2 separate regions of the Homo sapiens genome follow, and region 2 is linked to region 1. A link is a loop called in an ENCODE intact Hi-C map of the cell type or tissue named here. Cell type or tissue: PC-9. All regions are shown on one strand.

The links. Peaks named below come from ENCODE experiments on the same cell type or tissue, not always from the same donor. Only the 100,000 strongest peaks of a DNase experiment are listed, where the experiment ranks them.
Region 2: a loop joins it to region 1, with 6 times the contacts of the local background. A loop is called at or near these places in 69 of 110 quality-filtered maps.

The regions. Positions count from the first base shown.
Region 1 is chr3:183,181,537-183,189,536 of GRCh38, forward strand. The region is part of intron 27 of MCF2L2 (MCF.2 cell line derived transforming sequence-like 2); the gene reads right to left. Among named protein-coding and RNA genes, the nearest start is that of LAMP3, 23 kb to the left of the region's middle. In PC-9, CTCF peaks have their summits at 3,246 (motif pointing right), 7,581 (motif pointing left) and 7,833; DNase peaks (open chromatin) are centred at 3,255 and 4,365; H3K27ac peaks cover 1,210 bases.
Region 2 is chr3:183,117,643-183,125,642 of GRCh38, forward strand. LAMP3 (lysosomal associated membrane protein 3) reads right to left here. Exons shown (of 6, transcript NM_014398.4): 6 at 4,573-6,572. The coding sequence ends at 6,439. Among named protein-coding and RNA genes, the nearest start is that of MCCC1, 22 kb to the left of the region's middle. In PC-9, CTCF peaks have their summits at 4,890 (motif pointing right) and 5,097; DNase peaks (open chromatin) are centred at 4,779 and 6,349.

The sequences.
Region 1 (8,000 bases):
GAGCATCTAAGGAAACCCAAGACTCCTCTTTAGAGAAGTCATCCAGCCCTGGGGTCCCCTTATGCCAGGAGCAAGCAGTGAGAATGGAAGAATGATTGTCTTGCTGAAAGTTCTGTGATGGAGGGATAGAGGGACAGAGGGAGCCATGCCCTTGACCATCCCCTGCATGAATAGGAAGGGCTGTGTCTCCAGGGTCCATGGCCTCTGTGCCCCGGATGATGCCAGGGCTGCTAGGGACCATAGAGCCACCCACTGGGAGGCTGGCGGTTGGGCCTGGCTCAGGAGCCTTCGTCAGCCATAGGCAGCCACAGCCTGGGGTGGGCAGGGCTGGGAGGCGACACAGGAACTGAAAAACCTGACAAGCTCTAGCCCCTCCGCAGGGTAAGTGGTACCTCCAGGTAAAATGATTAGTTGGTTCCAGCCCCTCTGCAGGGTAAGTGGCACCTGGGGTAAAATGACTGCCTGGAGCTGGCAGCTGCTTTCCCTGCTCTCGCGGGCCCTGCAGGGAAGCGGGGAAGGGAAGGGGGCACAGCGCTGGGCACAGAGGGGCTCTCAGACCCTGGACTCAACTGTTTCAGGGTCATCTGAAACAGTCAACTGTTTCCTCTAGCCCATTCCCTGCCTCCAGGCGAGGATTTGCCTGAACGTGGAAAGAGGAAGGATCCTCCCAGTGCTGTCAACCCCAGATTCCACCTCCCTGTGGGGGACTGTCAGCGCAGGCCCTGACAACGCAGAGAAAGACACAGGACCCACCTGGGCCAGTGACAGCAGGAGCTCCGGGTGCCACAGGTGAGGGTGGGGATGCCTGGAGCACCACGGGGGGCCTGGTTTAGTCTAGAGCCAGGTTTTCCATACACCTTAGAGTGCAACCTCAGGGAGATGCAAATTTTACCCCCTAACACAGCATACACGCAGAAACACATTTATACAATTCAAACACAAGCGGACGGAACAATATTTACCCTTAGAGTGTGTGAAGTCCTCATCTGTCCCACCTCATCCTATCATGCTTTGTTCTATCCTAGGAGACAAAGCAGGAGGGGGGGCTGCGGAGGTGGGGGAGTCTCATCCAAGCCCTTGGGTGACACGTCTCTCCTGAGACAAACTGCAGCTGCTCTGGGTGTGCCCTCGCCTGTCTCCCTCCAGGCCCCGGGTTCCTGCCAGCAGAGACAGTAACCTATTCACCAGGTATCCCCCAGGGCTCCTGGAAGAAACTCAGAATTCTCAGAACCAGAAAACCTTAGAGAGCATCCTGCAGGCAAAGCCCCTGGTTCTCTGCGGAGGAAAGTGCGGCTCACAGGGTGCCCCGCCAGGGATGGTAATTGACCACCAGGCTGTGTGCCTTGTGGGGACTGGCTTAAGGCCCTGTGGGAGCTGAGTCAGGGCCAGGACCGGGGTGTCCTGACTCCTAGAGATCATGTTCCCTTCCTCACCCAGGCCTTCCAGTCCCAGCCCTGGGCTTTTATTTATTTATTTTGGAGACAGAGTCTGGCTTGTCACCCAGGTTGGAGTGCAGTTGTGTGATCACGGCTCACTGCAGCCTTGACTTCCTGGGTTGAACTGATCCTCCCACATCAGCCTCCTGAGTAGCTGGGACCACAGGCACATGCCACCACACCCAGCTAATTTTTGTATTTTTTGGTAGAGATGGGGTTTTACCATGTTGGCCAGGCTGGTCTTGAACTCCTGAGCTCAACTGATCTGCCCACCTCAGCCTCCCACAGTGCTGGGATTACAGATGTGAGCCATCATGCCCACCTCCTGGGCTGACTTTTGCTGTCTTACATCATCTGCATATTTAATCCCCTGCTGGATTCACTGGTCATGGGCTCTGAGGCCCTAAGAGTCTTAGGCACTAAGGAGCTGGCAGCACTGAGGGGACCCCAAAATCTCAGACTCAGGATCTGGCCAGTCACAGGCATGTGAGGGAACAACTGAGAGGCCCATTGCCCCATGGCAGGAGAAGGTGCTCTGGAGTCAGTCAGACCTGAGGGCAGTCAGACCTGATTCTCACTCTGTCACTCACTAGCTGTGTGATCTTGGATACATCACTTAACCTCTTGAGCATCAGCTTCCTTATCTCTAAAATGGAGATAATAACATCGATTTTGCAGTCTTGGTATGAGGATTAGCAAATCTTCTGATAAAGAAAAATGCCTGGTACATCATAGGAATTCAACAAATAGTACCTGTTATGATTATTGTGTATAGCAATTACAATAATACTAAAGAGAGGGTCTCAAAACAGCTCTGGGCACTCCAGGTGTGCTATTATTACTTACATTTCAGGGAGGTTTGTCTGCCATTGTCTCATCCTCATAAACACTCAGGGAAAGAAACATTATAAGGATAATAAATGGCTTTAAAAAGAAACAGAGCAAACACACACACACACACACCCCTCAGAAAAACCATGCCAAACACACAGGCTCTTGACAAATATTCAATCTGATTATAGCAAAACTGTTTTGTTTTGTTTTGTTTTTTTGTTTGTTTTTGAGACAGGGGTCTCGCTCTGTCGCCCAGGCTGGAGTGCAGTGGCGTGATCTTGGCTCACAGCAACCTCCTTCTCCCGGGTTCAAGCAATTCTCCTGTCTCAGCCTCCAGAGTAGCTGGGACTACAGGCACATGCCACTATGCCTGGCTAATTTTTGTATTTTTAGTAGAGACAGGGTTTCACCATATTGGTCAGGCTGGTCTCGAACTCTTGATCTCAGGTGATCCACCTGCCTTGGCCTCCCAAAGTGTGAGATTACAGGCGTGAGCCACCATGCCCAGCTGATTATAGCAAAATTCTAAGTGATAGTTGTATTCTTGGAAAATGAATGGAACGACTTTTGTCCCAGCCAAGATCTAGTGGTGTGTTGGAGCAGATACACCCTGAGTCTCTGGGGCACTCTCAGTCTATGTATCAGATAAGCATAAGGAGTATTGGTGGAGAAGGACAAGAATGGGAAAGGTGGGCGATGAGAATTCCTGCAGATAAGGACTGGTGAGAGTATTCTCTTTTGAAACCCTTAGTCGACAATCTTTCTGGTGCATATCAGATAAGCTGAATGGTTTAGGAAATCTAGTGTTCACATTTAGTGCTTAGAATTCTAAGCTTTTTTATTTTGCTTAAACAAATGGAATGAAATTTATTAACAAGTGAACCTAGTAATGAGCTGAAATTATTCTCACCAGCATACATATTTTTGGTAAATTATAGACTTTGAAGACAAAATCATGGTGTTTCCCTTACTGTCCAGTGGATGGCACAAAGAGACCATTGTAGATCCTGCTGGTTCAGCGGTAGCTCTCAATCCATAGATATTAAATGGGCAAATTCTATTTTTATTGTCTTTCAAACTAGATTTTTCTCAATGCACAACTTTTTTTTTCTTTTTCTTTTTTTTTTTTGAGACGGAGTCTCGCTCTATTGCCAGGCTGGAGTGCAGTGACACGATCTCGGCTCACTGCAACCTCCGCCTCCCGGGTTCAAGTGATTCTCCTGCCTCAGCCTCCTGAGTAGCTGGGGACTACAGGCGCATGCCACCATGCCCAGCTAATTTTTTTGTAATATCAGTAGAGACAGGGTTTCACCATGTTGGCCAGGATGGTCTCGATCTCCTGACCACGTGATCCGCCCACCTTGGCCTTCCAAAGTGCTGGGATTACAGGCGTAAGCCACCGCGCTTGGCCAATTATGCACAACTTTTTAAGGACCATCTCTATCACATGAACTAAAGGATATCATTTTCACTTGGGGGTGGGAAGTGGTGAGCTGCTTAAAAGCAATGCCTAAACCCCCTGGGCTTTCCTTCCTTTCACTTGGAAGAACCAGGGGGTAACTAACTGCTAACAATTCCATGCTTTCAGAGATCTAGGCGCAAGCCTAAGGGCTTCATCTCATTTAATCCTCATGGCAAGACTGTACAGTATTATCTCCATTTTGTAAAATGAATGATAAAAAGAACTTAAGCACAGACAGGCTATAGAATCCATCCAAAGAGATGGAGCTGCACTTGAGGCTGGGTCTTTGAGACCTGAGTTTGAGCCCTTCATCATTGTGTTGTGTGTGCTGCTAACCAATTTCCCCTCTCTGTCTTCTAGGATTTAATACATGGTGTCACATTCTGTCTGATCCATCCCAGTAGCTCTCCAGAGCTCCCAACAGGAGAGAGTTCCAAAATGTTTCCAGGGGTACTAGGCTCGGTTACAATATTTTGCTTGGTGGCCCAGAGTATAAACGTGGATATCTTAGGCTGGTCTATAGCTGAAACGTCTATTTCATTTGCAAGCCTATCTTTGGCTAAGAGGAAGTGAATCATTCTTGAGAACATCTAATTAATTGCTTTCAGATTCCACATGTTGACATTCTCAGGGCACATTTTTTTTTTCCCGTGCATTTCTGTTGTCAAAGTCCCTGCCAGCTCCTAAGGCAGTCTGAGCTGGCTGTCTTAGACTTTCAGAGCTGCTGGAAGCTTGGGGGAGGGAGGGGCTGTAGGTCAAAGAAACTTTATAACCTAGCTTTACCTCCCAGCTCAGCCACCAGCTGCCCTCAAATGTTCTGGATTGGAATAAGCCCAAAGATGAGTGGCAGGAGGGAAGGGCAAGCCAATACGTCTAGTTTGGTTCAGTCAAAGCCTTGCCCATTTCATCAGAATTTTAATGGAAAATTTCCAATAAGATTAAAATATAAGGTCACCCCAATTTTAGTATGGCTCCATTTAAAAAAAATCATGCATATCTTTGTTTTGCAATGGGGCCTTACTCTTGCCCAGGAGAGGTGCGGTGGTACAATCATGGCTTACGGCAGCCTCAACCTCCTGAGCTCAAGCAATCCTTTCACCTTGGCCTGCCAAATAGCTAGGATTACAGACACCCACCACCATGCCCAGCTAATTTTTAAAAAAAATTTTTTGTAGGTCCAGTGCAGTGGCTCATGCCTGTAAATCTCAGCACTTTGGGAGGCCGAGGCAAGCGGATCACCTGAGGTCAGGAGTTTGAGACCAGCCTGGCCACAATGGTGAAACTGCCGTCTCTACTAAAAACACAAAAATTAGCGAGGTGTGGTGGTGGGCACCTGTAATCCCAGCTACTCGGGAGACTGAAGCAGGAGAATCAATTGAACCTGGGAGGTGGAGGTTGCAGTGAGCCAAGTTCGTGCCATTGCACTCCAGCCTGGGCAACAAGAGTGAAACTCCGTCTCAAAAGTTTTTGTGGAGATGGGGTCTTGCGATATTGCCCAGGCTGGTCTCAAGCTCCTGGATATCAAGTGATCCTCCTGCTTTGGCTTCCCAAAGTGTTGGGATTACAGGCATGAGCCACCACAACTGACCAAATCATGCATTTCTATAGACAACGTCTGCAAGAAGATATTAATGGTGATTATATCTGGTTATGTTGGATTTGTATTTTTATTTGTACTTTCCTGTATTTTCTAAATTCCTGACATTCTACATGTGTACTCCTTTAATAATCAGAAAAGGAAACTTAAAATAGTTAAAACCAATTGGTCAGATATGTAAAATAACCCACCATCTCTCCAGAGAGGGCTGTTTGCTAGAACTTATTTTCTTCATTGAAATACTAGAGTGCCCCAATAAGTTTGAATAACACAAAAAAAAAGATAATGAAAGTAACTAAATTATCTAGGCCCAAAAGGAAATGCCACAAAAATTGGCAAAGAAACAACCATGACGTGCTATACCGGATAGCTCCTAGGCCCCCTTGGAGACCCTGAGGTACCCGACGAGGGACCTGTAGTAAGGCTGGCAGACAGGTTCTTCCTCTGTTAGCTCTGAGGTACAACAGTTATTCTCATTTTTATGTCTTTCACATGGCCAGAACTTTGCAAATCAGAGGCAAAGTGAATTCAGAATTAAAAATTTTCAGCACCATCCAAGTCAGTAAAACAGTCTTAGCTTATAACCTTTATTTTTTTTATTATTTTATTATTTTTTTATTTTTGGATGGAGTCTTGCTCTGTTTCCAGGCTGGAGTGCAGTGGCATCATCTCAGCTCACTGCAACCTCCGCTTCCTGAGTCCAAGTGATTCTCCTGCCTCAGCCTCCCGAGTAGCTGGGACGACAGGCATGCGCCACCACGCCCAGCCAATTTTTGTATTTTTAGTAGAGACGGGGTTTCACCATGTTGGCCAAGATGGTCTCAATCTCTTGACCTCCTGATCCTCCCGCCTCGGCCTCCCAAAGTGCTGGGATTACAGGCGTGAGCCACCGCGCCCAGCCCTTTATTTTTACTGTAAGCTGCCAGTAAACAGCACACCCACCTGTCTGCTGACTGTCCCATCTGGAAGTTGTGTAGGTCCTTACTGAATCTTACCTTCTTCCCTTCCCCTACCCAGACCCCATCCCAGCTGGCACGTGGAATCCTTTCCCTTTCTCCTCATGTCAATAGACCAGCAGGCAAAGAGAGCAGTTACCATAGTGGAAGGAGAAACGGGTCCTAGTCGTGGTGAGGAGGTAGGGCTGCTGCTTAACAAAGGCCGAGAGGGACATGTCTGATGCTCAGGTGATCCACTAGGACATCTCGCAATACTCCCATGCCCAGCTGTAACTATGATGGCCAAGTCCAAGAACCATAGCCTGATAAGAGTCTAGGACCCCCACTATACATGCCACCAGTAGAAGTGCCTGATGGGGAGAGGGATGTCTAGAATGAGTAGGAGGGAATGATGACAAAGCACAGCCAAGGACCAACTGCAGTGGCAGGTGGCAGCCACAGATTGAGTTAAGTAGGATTCTTGCTGTGTTCCCTAGTGGAAGCATCTCCCTTGTTGAGACCCACTGAGGTTAAAGTTGGAGACATGGGGAGAAAACAATGTCCCCGTGTTCATCACTAGAGTCATGATGGGCAAGGTCACAACTCATTTGACTTCTTGGCTCCCAGATTCATATACTCTGCCTCTTGGGGGCACTTCACCATAATACAGCCATTGGTTCAGTTGTATGCTGCATCCTGAGGGACAGCACTCCATCCCCGCAGTGCCATGTCCAAACTGCTGCCCCGCCTCACTCTCAAGAGGCTGTCCCACTACTCTGTCAGGCACCAGCTTCTGAATGCAGTGGTAAGACTCTGTCCTGTGATCACGTCTATGGCTGATTCTCTTTTGCCATACTGAGTCCCCTGATCAAAGCAGTGTTATACAGCCTGGCGCGCTGGCTCATGCCTGTGATCCCAGCACTCTGGGAGGCAGAGGGGGATGGATCACTAGAGGTCAGGAGTTCAAGACCAGCCTGGTCAACATGGTGAAACCCTGTCTCCTCTACTAAAAATTCAAAAATTAGCTGGGTGTGGCATGAGCCTGTAATCCCAGCTACTCGGAAGGCTGAGGCAGGAGAATCACTTGCACCCAGGAGGTGGAGGTTGCAGTGATCCCTGATGGTGCCGTTGCACTCCAGCCTGAGCGACAAGTGTGAAACTCTATCGCAAAAAAAAAAAGCAACGCTTATGATTGATCACACACTGTACTTTCTAACCTGAAGGGGTCTGGTAAAATCAACTTGTCTTCTCAAGGGACAGTACCAAACTGGGGGCTCAGCACTGACCTCTGCTGGCATGTCGGACATTTAAAAGTGGTAGCAGCTAGAGCAGTCTTGAAGACATGGAGCCCTCACTGCTGGGGCCGAGCACTGCTGGGTTCAATTCTGCTACCAAGGCTTCTCCATTTCCGAGCCCATGGTGCAGGCACTGGGGTGCCTAAGAGGAAGTGCACTAACTGGACTTCTGCTATGCACCTTCTTTAGGGGGCATTAAAGCACAGTTCAAAGACTCTCACATTTTGAGTTAACCCCCACAGGCCTGTGTGCCCCTTCTCCAGTCAGGTCATGTTGTCATTTGATCCTAGTTATTATTCTGAAAGGGTTCAGGAAGGGAGGTGGGGACAGATCTTGGAAAGGGCAAACATTGCCTTGTATGCCTCATCTGAGGCTTCCGCATAGTCTTAGGGGACTGGGAACCGTCTTAAGTGAATCTCACCTTCTTCCCTTCCCCCAGCC
Region 2 (8,000 bases), 64 kb before region 1:
TCAGCACCACTTACGTTAGTCTGGGACTTTAAAGAAAAAGATGCCAAGATGGGATTAACCATGCCAGACTTTATCAGGTGAAAAGTCTGTGGGAGAAAATGGTGAGGGAGCCAAGGTGCTGGAGAGTTTTCAGACCATGATGCCAGCTTGAACTTGCATGAAGGAGAAAGGGAAAGAGCACTGGGCAGAAGCATTTCTGCCGTGCAGTCTGGGGAAGTTCTGGCAGTTGAGAAGTTCTCAAGCCAAAGTCAGCTGTCAGATGAGGACAATGTGTCCCGGGAATGGTTTCACCTTAGTATCCCTGCATGCTCAGTCATTGTCTGGGAGCTGCCTGTGGAAGATGCTTGTGGCTTTGGGGCAAACGTGGCAATAGCTCTCTCTCTTTTTTTTTGAGATGGAGTCTCGCTCTGTCACCCAGGCTGGAGTGCAGTGGCACTATCTTGCCTCACTGCAACCTCCGCCTGCCAGGTTCAAGCAATTCTCCTGCCTCAGCCTACTGAGTAGCTGGGATTACAGGTGTGCACCACCATGCCTGGCTGACTTTTTTTTTTTGAGACAGTCTCACTCTGTTGTCAGGCTGGAGTGCAGTGGCACTATCTTGGCTCACTGCAACCTCCGCCTCCTGGTTTCAAGAGATTTTCCTGCCCCAGCCTCCCGAGTAGCTGGGACTACAGGTGTGCACCACCACACCCAGCTAATTTTTTTATTTTTAGTAGAGACGGGGTTTCCCCATGTTGGCCAGGATAGTCTCGATCTCTTGACCTTGCGATCCACCCGCCTCCGCCTCCAAAAGTGCTGGGATTACAGGTGTGAGCCACCGCGCCCAGCCGGTAATGTCTTTTAAAACTGTCCAATTAAAAGTGTCCATCCAATAGCTAGTGAAGCTACAGAGGCAGGTGAGTATAGAACAAGCTTATAATCAGAGCTATCTTAACAGGAAGTGTGGGTAGGGACTCCTGGCAGGTGGTGAGAATAGATGGAGGCCAGGAGATCCTGCTGCCTTGAAAGATTCCTCTTGCTAATCTTGTGCTCAGGCCTAAAACCTCACACATAAAACTTTATGCCTTTGTTTTGTTGTCGATGTTGAGACAGAGTCTCACTCTGTCACCCAGGCTGGAGTGCAGTGGCGCTATCTCAACTCACTGTAACCTCCGCTCCCTGGGTTCAAGCAATTCTCATGCCCCAGACTCCCGAATAGATGGGACTACAGGTGCGTGTCACCATGCCCAGCCAATTTTTGTATTTTTAGTGGAGATGGGGTTTTGCCATATTGGCCAGGCTGATCTCGAACTCCTGGCCTCAAATGATCTGCTTCCCTTGGCCTCCCAAAGTGCTGGGATTACAGGTGTGAGCCATTGCACTTAGTCGAAGCTTTATGCCTTTGGATTAAGGTAATGTCTTTTGACAAAATGCACGTGGCCTTGGGAGGGATAAAAGACGACTCCACAATGGGTTACTAACACATGATAATGAGCCAGGATTGGTGCTTCATGCCTGTAATCCCAGCATTTTGGGAGGCAGAGGTGAGTGGATCATTTGAGCCCAGAAATTTAGACCAGCTGGCGCAACATAGCAAGACCACGTATCTACAAAAAAAAAAATTAAAAATTAGCTGGGTGTGATAGCACGCACCTGTAGTCCCAGCTACCTTCGAGGCTGAGGTGGGAGGATCGCTGGAGCCTGGGAAGTTGAAGCTACTGTAAGCCGTGATCACACCACTGCATTCCAGCCTGGGTGACAGAGCGAGACCCTGTCTCAAAATAAAATAAAATAAAATAAAAAATTTAAAAAATGGCTGTGCACGGTGGCTCGACCCTGTAATCCCAGCACTTTGGGAGGCTGAGGAGGGTGGATCACCTGAGGTCAGGAGTTTGAGACTACCCTGGCCAACATGGTGAAACCCCGTCTCTACTAAAAATACAAAAATTAGCTGGCCATGGTGGTGCACACCTGTAATCCCAGCTACTCAGGAGGCTGAGGCAGGAGAATTGCTTGAACCCAGGAGACAGAGGTTGCAGTGAGCCGAGATTGTGCCGTTGTACTCCAGCCTGGGTGACAGAGTGAGACTCCGTTTAAAAAAAAAATGGAATTGAGTGAGTGAATAACATTGTTGGGGTCAGCCAAAGCATGTTGGGGTGGGGTGGTGGGGCTGGTGGAGGTATGAGGAAGTTAGAAGAATACATGAGCACTTAAGAAGAAAGTTTGCCAGGACAGCATGAGGGAATATCTGGAAAGCAAAAGAGATTTTATAATTTTGATAACAGAATTTATTTCACAATTTTATCTTTAGTCAATCTTGGTCTTAATATAAAACTAGTTAAGTTAAAAACAAAATAAAACATCTCTTTTTTTTTTTTTTTTTTTTTTTTTTTTTGAGACAGAGTCTCACTCTGTTGCCCAGGCTGGAGGGCAGTCCTACGATCTTGGCTCACTGCAACCTCACCTCCCAGGTTCAAATGATTCTCCTGCCTCAGCCTCCCAGACAGCTGGGATTACAGGTGCCCACCACCATGCCTGGCTAATTTTTATATTTTTAGCAGAGATGGGGTTTCACAACATTGGCCAGGCTGGTCTCAAACTCCTGACCTCAGGTGATCCAACTGCCTCAGCCTCCCAAAGTGCTAGGGTTACAGGTGTGAGCCATGGCACCTGGCCTAAACATCTCTTATTTATGCCTGCCAACACTTGACCAAAATTGGCATCTCTTGGAGGCACTAAGGTGGGGTGAAGGGACTTGTTGATGAGCGAGGGGCTGGAGTATTATAAAATGAAACTCTTTTTTCATTGGCAGAGATTCTTCTTCCATTCTTTTTATAGTTTATATTCCTTTTACTTAGTGGGCAGAGGGAAACCTCACAGCAAATCATCCTAGAGAACCAAGACCCGGGTCAGGAAGGAGTGGCTCATGTATTTGTGTCCTCAGACCTTCTTGGCCTTCAAGCTTAGAGCCCCAAACAGGAGTCCAGAGGGGGGATCTAGGACCTTACAAAGCAAGAAAAGTGTGAGAAGAACAAAGGTGGGGCAGATTGGGTAGGGGCTGGAGCCATCCTGGCTACTTTCTTTTAGGAAGGTGAAGCCGTGACGTCAGTGCTGTAGACCAATGGGTCAACACCAGACCCTGTGGTCAATGGACCTTCATCACCAGGGATTGGGAGGCTGTGCTCCTGAGGAGGTGCTACACCTGGGGCAGGGTTGGAAGCAGGCTGGAAAGGGCCTTGCTCTCATCATCCCTTGTATATGTTCCTATTAATCCACTTATCTTAGTATATATACTGGAATTTATTTACTGAAGTTCCCTCCAAAAAGTAAACCACGAATTCCACAATGTTCACCTTGACAGTAGGCACCTGAGGTAGGCAGCATCCACGCTGCCTCCAGGGGTTCCTCCCTCTCCCGGCGCTGTGGTTGGAAGGTGTCCCCCAAACCATATGTTGGAAACTTAATCTACAATGCAACAGTGTTGAGAAGCGGGACCTTTAAGAGGCAGTGGGGTCATGATGGCTCTGCCCTCGTGGATGGATTAATGCTATTATTACAAGTGTGGGGCCCCCTCTTGCTCTCTCTTCTGTGTCCTCGCACCATGTGATGCCTTTTACCATGTTACAAGGCAGCAAGAAGATGCACATCAGATTTGGCCCTTCCATCTTGGACTTCCCAGGCTCCAGAACCATGACCAAATCAACTTCTATTGCTTGTAAGTTATCAAAAAATCTGTGGTATTCTGTGATAATGGCACAGAATGGACTAAAATCTGATATTCGAGCCCTTGTGTAGTCCCCTTCCACAGTGTACCAGAGATGGTTTGTGTGAACCATAAACAGACATGCGATAGTATGTTTCTTCTGTGATTAGGTTATAAAAATATGACGGCTTTCATCTTGGTCAGTCTCTCTCTCTCTCTTTTTTTTTGAGATGGAGTCTCGCTCTGTCGCCCAGGCTGGAGTGCAGTGGCATGATCTCGGCTCACTGCAACCTCTGTCTCCCGGGATCAAGCGATTCTTCTGCCTCAGCCTCCCGAGTAGCTGGGACTACAGGTGCACACCACCATGCCCAGCTAATTTGTTTGTACTTTTAGTAGAGACGGAGTTTCACCATATTGGCCAGGTTGGTCTCAAACTCCTGACCTCGTGACCTGACTGCCTCGGCCTCCCAAAGTGCTGGGATTACAGGTGTCAGCCACCGCTCCCAGCCCTCTCTCTCTTTCTCTCAGATCACTATGGGTAACTAATATAGGACCTCTTATTTATCTCAGCTCCTACAAGAGTATCTGGCATTTAGCAAATCCTTATCAATGCTGATCAAATGAATGAATGAACAAACGTGGCGACATTTAAGCAAACTAGTAATGCAGTCAGTCTAAGCTAAGAGTTGAGACATTTCATATGTAACTTTAATGTGGTTTATCTTCTCAGGAATTCCTACCAAGTGATAATGTGGCAATGGAGAATAGAATGAAACAAATTATAGAAAGATGATTTAACTTATTGATCGGAGCAAAAACCTAAGATGATTGTAAACAAAATTTATACAGCACAAAAATGAATCATAAAAAATAAATGACATGCACAAATCTCCAAAGTAAGTTTTTATTACAAAAACCTTTACTACAATTCAATGTTTTATTAAGACTAAAGTCAGGACCTTGCCAACTTACTGAGTCATAAGGAAACACATGAGGAAAGTCAACATGGTCTCTAGGCTGACTTGAATTATTCCTTGACTAAGAATTCTAGGGTTATGTGGACTTTTCTGTTAACATCCTGACTTAGTTCCTTTCTTTAGCAGCAAAAAAAACAGCAGAAATAAAATTCTTGGCAGGCTGCTCTACAGAATAAAGTGAACAATAGGAAATATGGATATGAAGTGCAGAAGCAGCAAGTTACCACAAGATGGGGCTATACACTCAAGAAAGAACAGTTGGTTAGCGAAGTTTCTCTATTATCAAAAAAATTTAAAAATACTTTGAGTTTATTTGATGCCTTCATCTTTACAGCCCAGCTAAGCAATCCCATAAAAATGAGCAACTGACTAATGTTTTACAAAGCCCCTCAGTCTCCTTCCAGAGAGTGGAGGATTTATTAAGGATAGGCTATTTTGTTATCTGCAAAGCTCTCCTTTCATCTACCCTAATGTCTCATGATCCTGGATAAACCCATTTCCCTGTAAGGTGAGCGTATGCTGGTATGAGGTGTGAGCCTTCAGGCAGAGTGTGGTGTCATTGTTCTTGTAGGTAACTTGGTGTAGGGAGAAGACCAAAGACCTTGATGTCAGACCAACATGAATTCAAGCTCTGGCTCTGCCATCAGTTAGCCAGGTGACATTTAAGTGATTCAGTTCCCTTAAGTCTCAGTTTACTCATTCACCTATAAGTTGTGAGAATGAAATGAGATATAGATAAAGTGCTTAGCCTAGACTCTGGCACTTTGTTAATAATTAAGGGCCATTATTATTGTCTCTTGCTTATTGTTTAGTTCTACCATCTGTAGCCACCTAATTCTTAGTCTAGCGATTCTGGAGCAGGAGTCATCAAGATAAAAAATATAAGCTGATTTGTTCTTTTTGTTGGTTTTACATAAAAACACTTAGACAACCTGAGATATGTTGTTCTTTTTGATGATTAAAAAAAACATTTAAGGCCGGGCGCAATGGCTCATGCCTGTAATCCCAGCACTTTGGGAGGCTGAGGTGGGTGGATCACCTGAGGTCAAGAGTTCAAGACCAGTCTGGCCAACATGGTGAAACCCCGTCTATAATAAAAATACAAAAATTAGCCAGGCGTGGTAGTGTGTGCCTGTAATCCCAGCTACTCGGGAAGCTGAAGCAGGAGAATCACTTGAACCCGGGAGGCGGAGGTTGCCATAAGCCGAGATCGTGCCACTGTACTCCAGCCTGGGTGACAAGAGTGAAACTCCGTCTCAAAAAACAAAAACAAATTTAAAGTGGAAAAGGAGTTAAGTGCTACACCAGGAATATGTATGTTACATGAAACCATAAAACACAGATAGTAAAAGCACTGAAAGTCCATTTGATAACAAAGCAAAGGCTTTGTTAAGATCAAGGGTAAAATAAAATCTTCAATGCACACACAGTAGTATTAGTTACAATTGACCCTTGGTTTATAATTTGAAGGCTTATTCTACTTTACATATATTATGTTAATTCAACATATCTCAAATGTTGACTTTGAGTGGCTAAAATATTCTAAAGGAAACTAGAAAATAAACAGCTCACTATATCTTTCATAAAATAAACAAAAAGTATTTAGAAATTGATGTGCTGCCTGAACTTAAATCACACATGACTCACTTCATTTGAATAGAAGATGGTGGTTTACATTGTTTGAAGGACCCACACTCTGAGGGAATTTCCCAACATCCATCCTGGAAGGGATGAAAGAGTTCTCTAAATTCCATTATTTTCATTCCCCCCGGGCAACAATTAGATTCTCTGGTATCCAGATGATTGACACCTTAGGCGGATTTTATAGACACCCATACCCATAAGGCAGAGACCAACCACGATGGCCCCAATCACAGGAAGCACAATTGTGTAGTCAGACGAGCACTCATCCACTAAGAGAGAAAACAAATACAATACAGTGGGTAAGGTTTGGTGATGCAGTCCAGAAAGCAGGCTAGAGGGGAAAGAAGATGAGCTTTGGCATCAAACAAAGCTTGACTTTTAACTCCACCATTAACTAGCTTTGTGACCTTGGGCAGGTAATTTACCCTTGCAATTTCCTAATTTATAAAGTAAGCAAATAATATGTAAGACTGTCAGAAGATTAAATAACCATATTTTCTTAGTAATTAACATTCAATAATCATAATCCTTATTTCCTGAACTGAGTAAGAAGTCACTCCAGGCATACTCCCTGCTAAGTGGGATATGCTTACATAAAAGAGACCAGCCGGGCACAGTGGCTCACGCCTGTAATCCCAGCACTTTGGGAGGCCGAGGCGGGCGGATCATCTGATGTCGTGAGTTTGAGACCAGCCTGACCAACATGGAGAAACCCCATCTCTACTAAGAATACAAAATTAGCCGGGCGTGGTGGCACATGCCTGTAATCCCAGCTACTCGGGAGGCTGAGGCAGGAGAATTGCTTGAACCCGGGAGGCAGAGGTTGCGGTGAGCCGAGATCACACCATTGCACTCCAGCCTGGGCAACAAGAGCGAAACTCCATCTCAAAAACAAACAAACAAACAAACAAAAAACATTTGTGTGACCAGTGACCAGATTACAGATGATCTCTTGAGAAACATGATTTTTATCCACTTTATAAAACATTTTTGTCACTCCTAAGGTTCTATTGTATTACTTTTAGCTAATATTAGAAAACAGACCAAATTATTTATGAGAGCTTAAAAGTGAGAGTTTACAAACTTATCAAGACTGTTTTTTCTTTATACCATTAGAAAACGCTTACTCAATTCATTTAATGTAATTGATTGGGTCAGAGACTAATAAATCTCAACCGAGGAAAGACGGAGGGGTCTGGGGTAAAAGGGGAAGTTGATAGAATACTCTAATGAAGAGACTGGGAGAAAAGAGCAAATAAATGAAGAACCATGTCTTAGTCATTATAGCTAAAAAGATACATGTGTGAGGTCATTGTACGAACTAACACTGAAATTATGTCCTGAACCAAGGATCACCATCAACCCAATTCAGTGTACCTGAGATCTGAGAAAAAAAGTATCAGAAGAGGTCAGAGAAGACAGAGTGGCAATTAATTAAAGATTCCAGGAAAAAGAAAATTTGGACAAGAAAGAAACTGTGATTGTAGTACACGATTTGGCTTGACAGCAGACAATATTTATAAAACTATAATAATGTGTGCCTTAATACCTTACTGATTTACCCAAAAATAGTTGTGTAACCACAAATCTTTATGTGCTATAGCAGGAAGTCTAAAATGGATCAATTAGGAACTATCATGATAAGCTTTTATTTTTTAGAGTTATGGAGATAGCAATCAGAAGAAATTGTTAAAATT